Regions from separate parts of the Homo sapiens genome. Here region 2 is linked to region 1. The links are chromatin contacts, found by Hi-C in ENCODE. All regions are on one chromosome and are shown on one strand. The core of a region is the stretch at or near the end of the contact, and the rest is flanking DNA. Distances in the headings are between cores, read along the strand shown.

Region 1 (3,865 bases), core at 751-3,250:
AAAAGATCTGGACAGGGGAAAAAGAACATTTTAGGGGAGGGGGAACAGGAGACACTTTTAAACTAAGGTATTTGAGAAAACTCTCAGGATCTGTCAGAGAAAGGAAGGCTGTGCAGCTCTAAATCACAAGTCCTTCTCTCGCCTTTGTCAAATATATTCTACTTTACAAGCCCTGAAAAGAAAGAGACTCTTTTGTTTGGTTTCTCCTTTTCGGAGGGTGACAGAAAACTGAAAGGGGCACAAAAAAACCTGAAAATGAGAACAAAGTGCTGGGTCGTGCCGGGCTGCCGCGCCGCGGGGACGCGGGAGCGGCCGCCGAGCCCTCTGCCTCGCGCTCCTGCAGCCCGCTCGCCCCTTTGGCTGCGAGCGGCAAATCCGCAACTGCCGACCGCGGCTCGCCCGGGGCACCACGACCTGACCACACAGCGCAAACAAAACTCGGGCGGCGGGGCACAAGGGCTGCGCCGCGGCCCGCACAGGGGTGTCTGGAGGCAGCTTCAGAGAAAAGGGAAGCGCTAGCAGCTCCTCCTCAGGCTCGCGCCCTTTAATTAGTAAGCGTCCTACGGGCGAGATGTCCCTCCGGAGACGGAGTCCGGTCCGCCGCCACCTCTCCTCTGCGCCGCTTGGAGACTGAGGAGGCGCAAAGAAAACGACATTTAAACCCCGGGCGGCCAGTGGAGCTCGCCCGGGCCAGACGCCACAGCGACCCGGGAGCGCCGCGGCCGCTCGCCCGTCGGAGCCCTGGGAGGAGCGGCGGCCGAGCGGCTTTAAGTGTATTCCCCTCCCCTCAAATCGCGTGGGGCGGGGGCCAGAAAGAAAAAGGAGCGAGCGACAGGCAGTGGGAGAGGGGGGGAGCGCCGAGCGGCCGGGCCGCGGCCGGCATTGTCTGCGGCCCGCGCCCCCTCCCCCGCCCCGCACAGCCCCGCCACACACACCCTCGCCGGAGGCCGGCCGTCCGCCCGCGCCTTTGTCCACATCCACCCCCGAAACCGGCGAACAGCCCTCCAGGATGTGCTCCCCGGAGGAGGGCGGGTAGGGGAGCGCGGGCCGGGGGCGCGGAGCCCACGGAGGGGCGCGTCCTGCTGATTCATTTCCCACTCGCGCTGGCCCGTCCGGGGCGACGGGGGGCAGGGAAGGGAGGGAGGAAATGGGCGCTCCGCTCAGGAGGACCGTCCGGGCCAGTGAGGACACCCGCAGGGGTGCGGGCGCGCGCGGAACTAGGGGCTGTCCGCAGGAGAAAGGCGGGCACCCCCCCCCCACCCAGGGACTGACGGACGGACAGACGGCTCGCGGCTGCCCCGTGACTCACCGACTTGCAGGACGTTGTCTACGCAGCCGCTTTCCAACAGCGCGATGCCCCGGCGGAAAGGCAGCCGCGTCTCGTCGCCGCCGTCCGCCGCCCCGGCAGCCCCCACCGACGGGGCCCCGGCCCCCGCGGCGGCGGCGGCGGCGGCGGCGGCGGCGGCAGCGGCGGCGGCGGCCGAGGTTGCGGCCGCCGAGGTTGCGGCCGGGGAAGACGAGGAGCCGCCGCCGCCGCCGCCGCCCGCGCCGCCGCCGCCACCGCTGTCGTCGCCGGGGCCGCCCGCGGCGCCGCCGCCGGTGTTGAAGGACGAGTACATGCAGATCTCCCGCTCGCTGCGGGGGAAGGACCAATAGACTATGCGGCGCTGCACCGGCTCCGGGATGCGCTCAAAGCGCTCCTCCACGCGCTGGAACGGCCACTTCTCCGCCACCCTGCGCGCCGCGATGTCCAGCAGCGACTCGGGGCTCTGGGTCTTGCCCGGCGGCAGCAACCCCAGCGCCGCGCCGCCCCCGCACGCCGCCGCCGCCGCCGCGCCACCCGCCCGCGGGCCTGGCCGACAGGCAGAGCTGTAGCCGCCACCCGCGCCGCCGCCGCCGCCGCTGCTGCCCCCGCCGCCGCCGCCGCCGCCCGGCCGGCAGCAAAGCCGTTTCGCGGGAGGAGGCTGCTGTCCGCGCTCCGCCATGACCGCGCCGCTTCTAACCCGACAGCGGAAGTGCCGGGACCCTATAAACGGCACTAGGAAGCGCGACACGCACACGCCGTCGCGACGCCACGATGCCATCTAGGGCCCGCCGCTCCTTGTATGGGCACAAGAGGTGGGGCCTCCGCTGTGACGCAGAAGCTGGGGCGGGGCTCTGATAGGGGGAACCTAGGGCCGGGGGCGGGGCCTATGCAAATCGCTGGGCTGAAACATAAATAGAGCGCTTGGCGGACACGGGGGTGGCGGGGGCGGGCCGTTTTGGTGCCCGGTGGGTTGTGAGAATGTCAGGCTGCTGTGACGCGGGGGAGGGCGGGGTCAGGCGGGGTTCCCGTGGGAGGGGGCGGGCCGCCGGGCCGGGCCTGAGGTGGGTGGGTCTCTGCGCCCCCTGCCTACCCCACTTCCCCCTCCAGTTCTCAGCTTCTCTTTGAAGTCCGAGAAGTGAGGATGCGCCTCGTGGGTCGCAGCGGGGGAGGAAAGGGGAGAAGAGGGGGTGAGCGAAGGGGAGGGTTCTGAGCTAAATGGAGGGCGGGGCCCACGGGCCGATGCCCCACCCCCCCCGTCCCCCTGCCCTTCGGGGGAAAAGCCTCTGGGCGGAGGAGGCGCTTTCAAAACAAAGAAATGCGGCATGGACCCCGGGGGACGCGGGTGGAGAGGAAGGCGGAGGAGGCGCGGCCAAACCCGAGCGCCTGCCAGCTTCCCCTCCAGCCGGTCCAGGGGAGCTCTCCCCACCACCCGCCGAAGCTGCAGCGGGGAAGGGGGAGGATGGCTGCGTTCGGCGGCGGCTTTCCACTTCACTTTTGCAGACCTGGTGTGGAAGGAGCGCGCCCGCTCTGCTAACCCCGCGTGGCTGCAGTGCGCCCATCCCCGAGCCCCGCGTCCGTTCTGTCTCGGCTGCAGGGCTGTGCCCGAAAACACGCAGAGCGCTCGGAACGTGCCCAGCAGCCGCGCGACCCGCGTCCGGTGCCGGCTGCCACCGTCCCGCCCTCGCTGCCTCAGCCCCTCGGGCCAGGAAACCGACCCGCCCGCTAGAAGTCGAGGAGCTCCGGCCGCCCTTGTCGCCCCCGCGGCCGCGCGGACAAGGCCCCGCTCCAGGCCGGGGTTTCTCCAGCTCGGGGTGGAACGCAGCCCGGGCTGTGGGGTTAGCAGACACACCTTTGTGAGTACACACGCCGCAGGGCGCGCGCAAGCCCCACGGGCTCGCGCACACATCGCCCAGCAGGCGGCAGACGGCGTGCCAGGCGGCGGACGGCGGCTTCGGGCGCACTTGGGTCTGCGGCCCGGCTCCCACCCCGGCACCCGGGTGCGCGGCGCCCGGCTGCGCGGAGTCCAGGCGCTCGGGACGCGCGCCGCGCTCTCAGTCGCCTTGGCGGCGCCCGCAGGGCCAGTCCCCTCGGGTCCGGGCAGTGTAGGGGTGGACCAGGGAGAGCGAGTGCAGAGTGCAGCTCGCTGGTGCCTGGACGCGGGCGAAGGCGGAGAAGCGAGTCCCTCTCTGAACCTGGAGCCCTGCGGACATTGTTCGCGCTCCACAGAGCTCGGTCAAATCTGCTTCCAAGCCGCAGACTTAATTACCGCGTCGGAGACAGGCTTCCTCCCAGCCCCACCTTCTGTTTTTACTGTAAACAGTGGTGCTGATCCGCTCCCATTGTTGGAGATAAACTGTATCTCCTTTGACACTTTCGCATCTTTTAAGGTTATTGGCTGCTCCCCACCCGCCTGCCTTGCAGCCTGGATTTAAAGGGATAGCGCGCTTCGGCGTTTTAAAGAAAATCGCCCATTCGGGGCCGAGGCCCTGGAAACCTCGAGCTACACAGTGGGCCTTCACAAGTCCCAGGCTGCAGGTCCCTGGGGTCGGGACGCTGGCC
Region 2 (3,865 bases), core at 379-2,878, 2.2 Mb after region 1:
ATGTTGTTAAACAGCTTCTCTCTGGAACAGTTGCTCCTAATCTCCTAATAAGCTTACTATGGGTCACTCAGCAATCTTCAAGAGAAACAAACATTATTTGGTTGGTGGATACCAAGACAATTCTGATGTGTTTGTGTCAAAGATTGGTCAGATGAAATCTAACTAGACATGTATCATTCCATCATCAAGCGAAATGACCTTGACTCTAAACATCTTAATTTGAACTGTAGACATTTCCCAAATGCTTTAGGGTAGATTTGGACCATAATACACTCCACTGTAAATGGAGAAAGTTCATCATCCCCATAATAATTGCCCCCAAACTGCTAGGTAGGAATGCATACTGGGTTTAGTATGTATTAACTCCCTTGTGAATTCAGCTTTTGAGAGCAGACCTCTTAACAAGTCATGAGTATTTAGAGTGAAATATTTAATTCTTAGTGATACTATTTTCCTATTCTGCTATTATTATTCAGCTATGATTATTTTCCTTCTCCTCCCAACCTCCTATTTCTTTTTCTTTATTAAAAAAAGGAGAGGAGGTGCATGCTGCCATCTGGGGTGAATATGGGCTTCACGTGGGGACCTGGGCGCTGGTTCTGATCCAGAGAGTGAGCTAGGAGCACTTACACAAGAGGGTCTTAGCCACTGTGTCGGGGGAATAGCCTTATATCAAAGACTGAAGCCTTTTAGTAAAACCTGAAGAATAATCAGAAGCAGCATTGACTAGTCTCTAACCTTGGTTGAGGGACACACACACACACACACACACACACACACACACACACGGCTCTGAAAGCTCAGACACGGAGGACACGCTGTGATCCACTTAGCCCTCTCTTCTCCTTCAGGGGGTCCTTGCAGGACAGAACGCTAAGGAACAAAGTCTTAACTGGCAAGCTGCCGGCAGAAGGAGACTGTCTGGTGGATTGCAGCGCTGATTAGGAACGGGGAGTCCTTTGCGTTTCAGAATCCGGTCCACATTTTGCTGAGAGCCCAGGCACTGTGAATAAGAGGAGCCTCTGAGGACTGGTTTCTGATGTCGCACTAGGCATGATAAGAATGCCATTGACGTCAGCAGAGTCATCATCAGGGAGAATGGCACCCCAGCTCTTGAAACCACACCAAGCAATTGCAGTGCTTTTGAAAATTAAAAGCCGGTGCTGGAGTGTGGGGGGTGAGGTGGGGGGTGGGGGGGTGGGGAGGGAAAGAAGCAAAGAGGGAAGTCGTGGCTCCAGCTGAACTCTTCTTTCTTCTATGCGTTTCCTGTATTTTAAAAAGGCAGGCTCACGGCCCTCCTGTGCACACGCCCGCTCACTCACACACACTGCTGCCTGGGCTCATTAACCTAAATTGGGGGAGGTGGGGGAAGAAGAAAGAGAGAAAGAAGGAAAAAAATTAATTCTGTTAACACTTCTGCATGCACATAAAACAAACTGTGCCACCCAGGTGCTGGACAGAGGCCCTGAGCCACATAAGCCTCTGAGAATCAAATTGCTGAGGTAAAACTGATATGCTTTAAATGTGTGTTGATGAAGAGATTACAAGGGAGGAATTAAACACTTCAAAGGAGCTACTACAAAGCAACAATCACTCTTCCCCCATCCCTCACACACGCACATTACTGTGGACGCTTGCATGTTTGTGTGTCTGCCTGAGAAAATGGCAAAGTTGGTTTAGGAAGGGAACACTGCAGGCATGTTGTGATTTCAGCTTTCACAGGCAGCTCCAAGAACATCACCTCCAGCTATAATTCAACGGTTACCTGGACTGGAAAATGTCTTGGAGGTTACGAAGTCTTTGAATTCTTTAGTGTAAATTGTCTCCGCTTTGAAATTCCACAATTGATCGAATCCTTTCATTCTCTTTCCCACTCCTAATTGTTCCACTCTAACTCTCCACCCACCGCCAGGAATATGAAAACAACATAGAGTAGAACTGATGATATCAGCTGTATAACACGCTTTATTTTACGGCATTAATGGGCAGCTTTCCAAGTCCATAAAAATCTTTTGCTGATCTGATTTTAATATCCATATTCTTCAGTTATACTAGAAAGAATGATTTCCGAGATGTGGAAATGTTAGCCGGGAAACAAAAGGACATAGGCACATAAAGCAAAATCTGGCAGGAAATGTGGGTTTAATAAATTGAATTATGTGAAACTCCTATTTCAAATGGACTGATACTAGAGGAGCAGCCCTCGAGAGATATGCACAGTAATGATTCTTCGTTTTCAAAGACCTGTTTCTTTTTGAAAAGGAAGAAGCCCTGAACAGCATTCCTTTCAAATACACAAAGGTAGCTAAAGTACAACCTTCTCCTCTTTCCTATTTGTTCTTTAAAAAATTGTAAAAATTATATTAAGTGTGCTTCTTGTGATAGAGTCAATAAAGGGAGAAGGAGTTTAGCAAAGCACATTTACTATATACTCTTAACCCGTCTTGCTTACTGTAATAATCGAAAGAAAGATGGCTAATTGTCTTGCAGGAATTTGGGTTATCCTCTGAAAGGATACAAGTAAATTTGTAACTTGGGTCGTATTGGCTATTTTTTGTTCTCTTTTGCTTTCATTTTTGTTTTGTCTGAGGTTTATAAATGGAACCCTTCTTTCCTTTCTTCCTTTTTTCCTTCCTTCCTTCTTCCCTTCCTTTTTTCCTTTCTTCCTTGCTTTCTCTCTCTCTCTCTCTCTCTCTTTTTTTTTTTTTACAATTGTACTTAAAAGAATAAAGGATTCTGAAAATCAGTTCCAGGATCCAATAAGGGCCTAGATTGTATATCACAGGATCAGAGCCCCTTGCTCTCAAATTTATGATTGTGAGGATGTATTATTGTATTTGGGGGATCAATAAGCAGAGCCAGAGCCTTCACACAAGGCTCCTTGTGCCCCCTCCCCCGCTCCATCCCATGAGGTTAAAAAGCACTGACTTTGACTTTAACACTGTGAACAAAATACAGAACAACTGTTTCAATTCCCTTCACTATTTCTGCTATGTGCCTAGATTAGATGTTTTCTGACCTGTCTCCCTAAGTTGTTCCTGTCACTTGTGTCTGTCATTCGCTCCCCCATCGCATCCTGCCCAACCCTCCCTGTCTATGATTCGAATTGCTCTCTGTCCAGATCATTTCCTGCAGTGAAAAACGAAGAAAGACTTTCTCCCTTCTTCCCACCTACACATTCCTTTTGTCCCCCAAGATATCCCTTCCTCTTGCCTGGAATCTTCCCAGGCCTTAATTGATTGATTTAGGCCCCCTTTGCACCAGGCACCCTAGCGGAAGCCCAGAAAGCCCCAAGAGTCTGGATGTGTTTTGGAGAGCAGGCTCAGGTTCACTGCACACTAATTTGCAGCAGGAAGTGCTAGGAAGCCCGATGAGGGATGGGAATTAGCAAATAAGGTTGGCAGTCAATTGACAGAGGAAGCTTAAGGAAGAGGATCATTTTGAAAAGGAAAAATAATTTAATCCTTTTCAGGTGTGTTAATTTCTTTCGTGGACCAAATTACCATGGACCTGGAATAGTTGAGATTTTCCCTAAGGTCTGGCTGTACTTCATAGGGAAGAAGCAAGGGTAAGTGCAGTAAATTTGATTATGGACACCAGTCTAACTCTAGCTTAATGAGCCATGGAAACAAAATAGCTCAATCTCTTCTAACTGCTGTAATGCAACACTAGGAGCATTGAGAGCACTGTGGTTTTGGTTACACAAATTTGTAGTACAGGCCTTGCCTCAGCATTTGAACATTTCAGCAAGAGAGCTGAACTTGCTTCGTTCTTCATGTAGCAGATATAAGTCTTTTGGAATTAATTTGAAAAAAAAAGAAAAGAAAAGAAAAGAAATGTACCCAGAAAGCAAGAGATCTTAAAT

What was found. A loop is a pair of places that touch in the nucleus more often than their neighbours do. Pooled maps may share reads with other maps.
Region 2: a loop to region 1 is called in a map of CD8-positive, alpha-beta T cell, with 13 times the contacts of the local background. The contact joins the enhancer-like site here to the promoter of ZSWIM6 in region 1. A Hi-C loop is called at or near these places in 4 of 168 maps with a recorded cell type or tissue (CD4-positive, alpha-beta memory T cell, CD8-positive, alpha-beta T cell and naive thymus-derived CD4-positive, alpha-beta T cell) and 10 of 50 pooled maps.

Annotation. Positions count from the first base shown.
Region 1 is chr5:61,330,393-61,334,257 of GRCh38, reverse strand. It overlaps ZSWIM6 (zinc finger SWIM-type containing 6), which reads right to left and starts at 2,000. Exons shown (of 14, transcript NM_020928.2): 1 at 1,310-2,000. The coding sequence starts at 1,985. LOC105378994 (a long non-coding RNA gene) reads left to right here and starts at 2,042. Exons shown (of 2, transcript XR_007058781.1): 1 at 2,042-2,118. RefSeq lists silencers at 1,106-1,215, 1,996-2,135, 2,246-2,645, 2,856-2,925, 2,956-3,535 and 2 more and an enhancer at 3,340-3,865.
Region 2 is chr5:59,124,939-59,128,803 of GRCh38, reverse strand. All of the region lies in intron 5 of PDE4D (phosphodiesterase 4D), which reads left to right. Among named protein-coding and RNA genes, the nearest start is that of PDE4D-AS1, 87 kb to the right of the region's middle. RefSeq lists enhancers at 209-1,118, 1,119-2,029. Within about 2 kb of position 1,628, at least 20 of the 41 ENCODE cell types and tissues checked have a DNase peak (open chromatin) inside an H3K27ac peak, as active enhancers do; they include CD8-positive, alpha-beta T cell, where a contact is called at or near this core.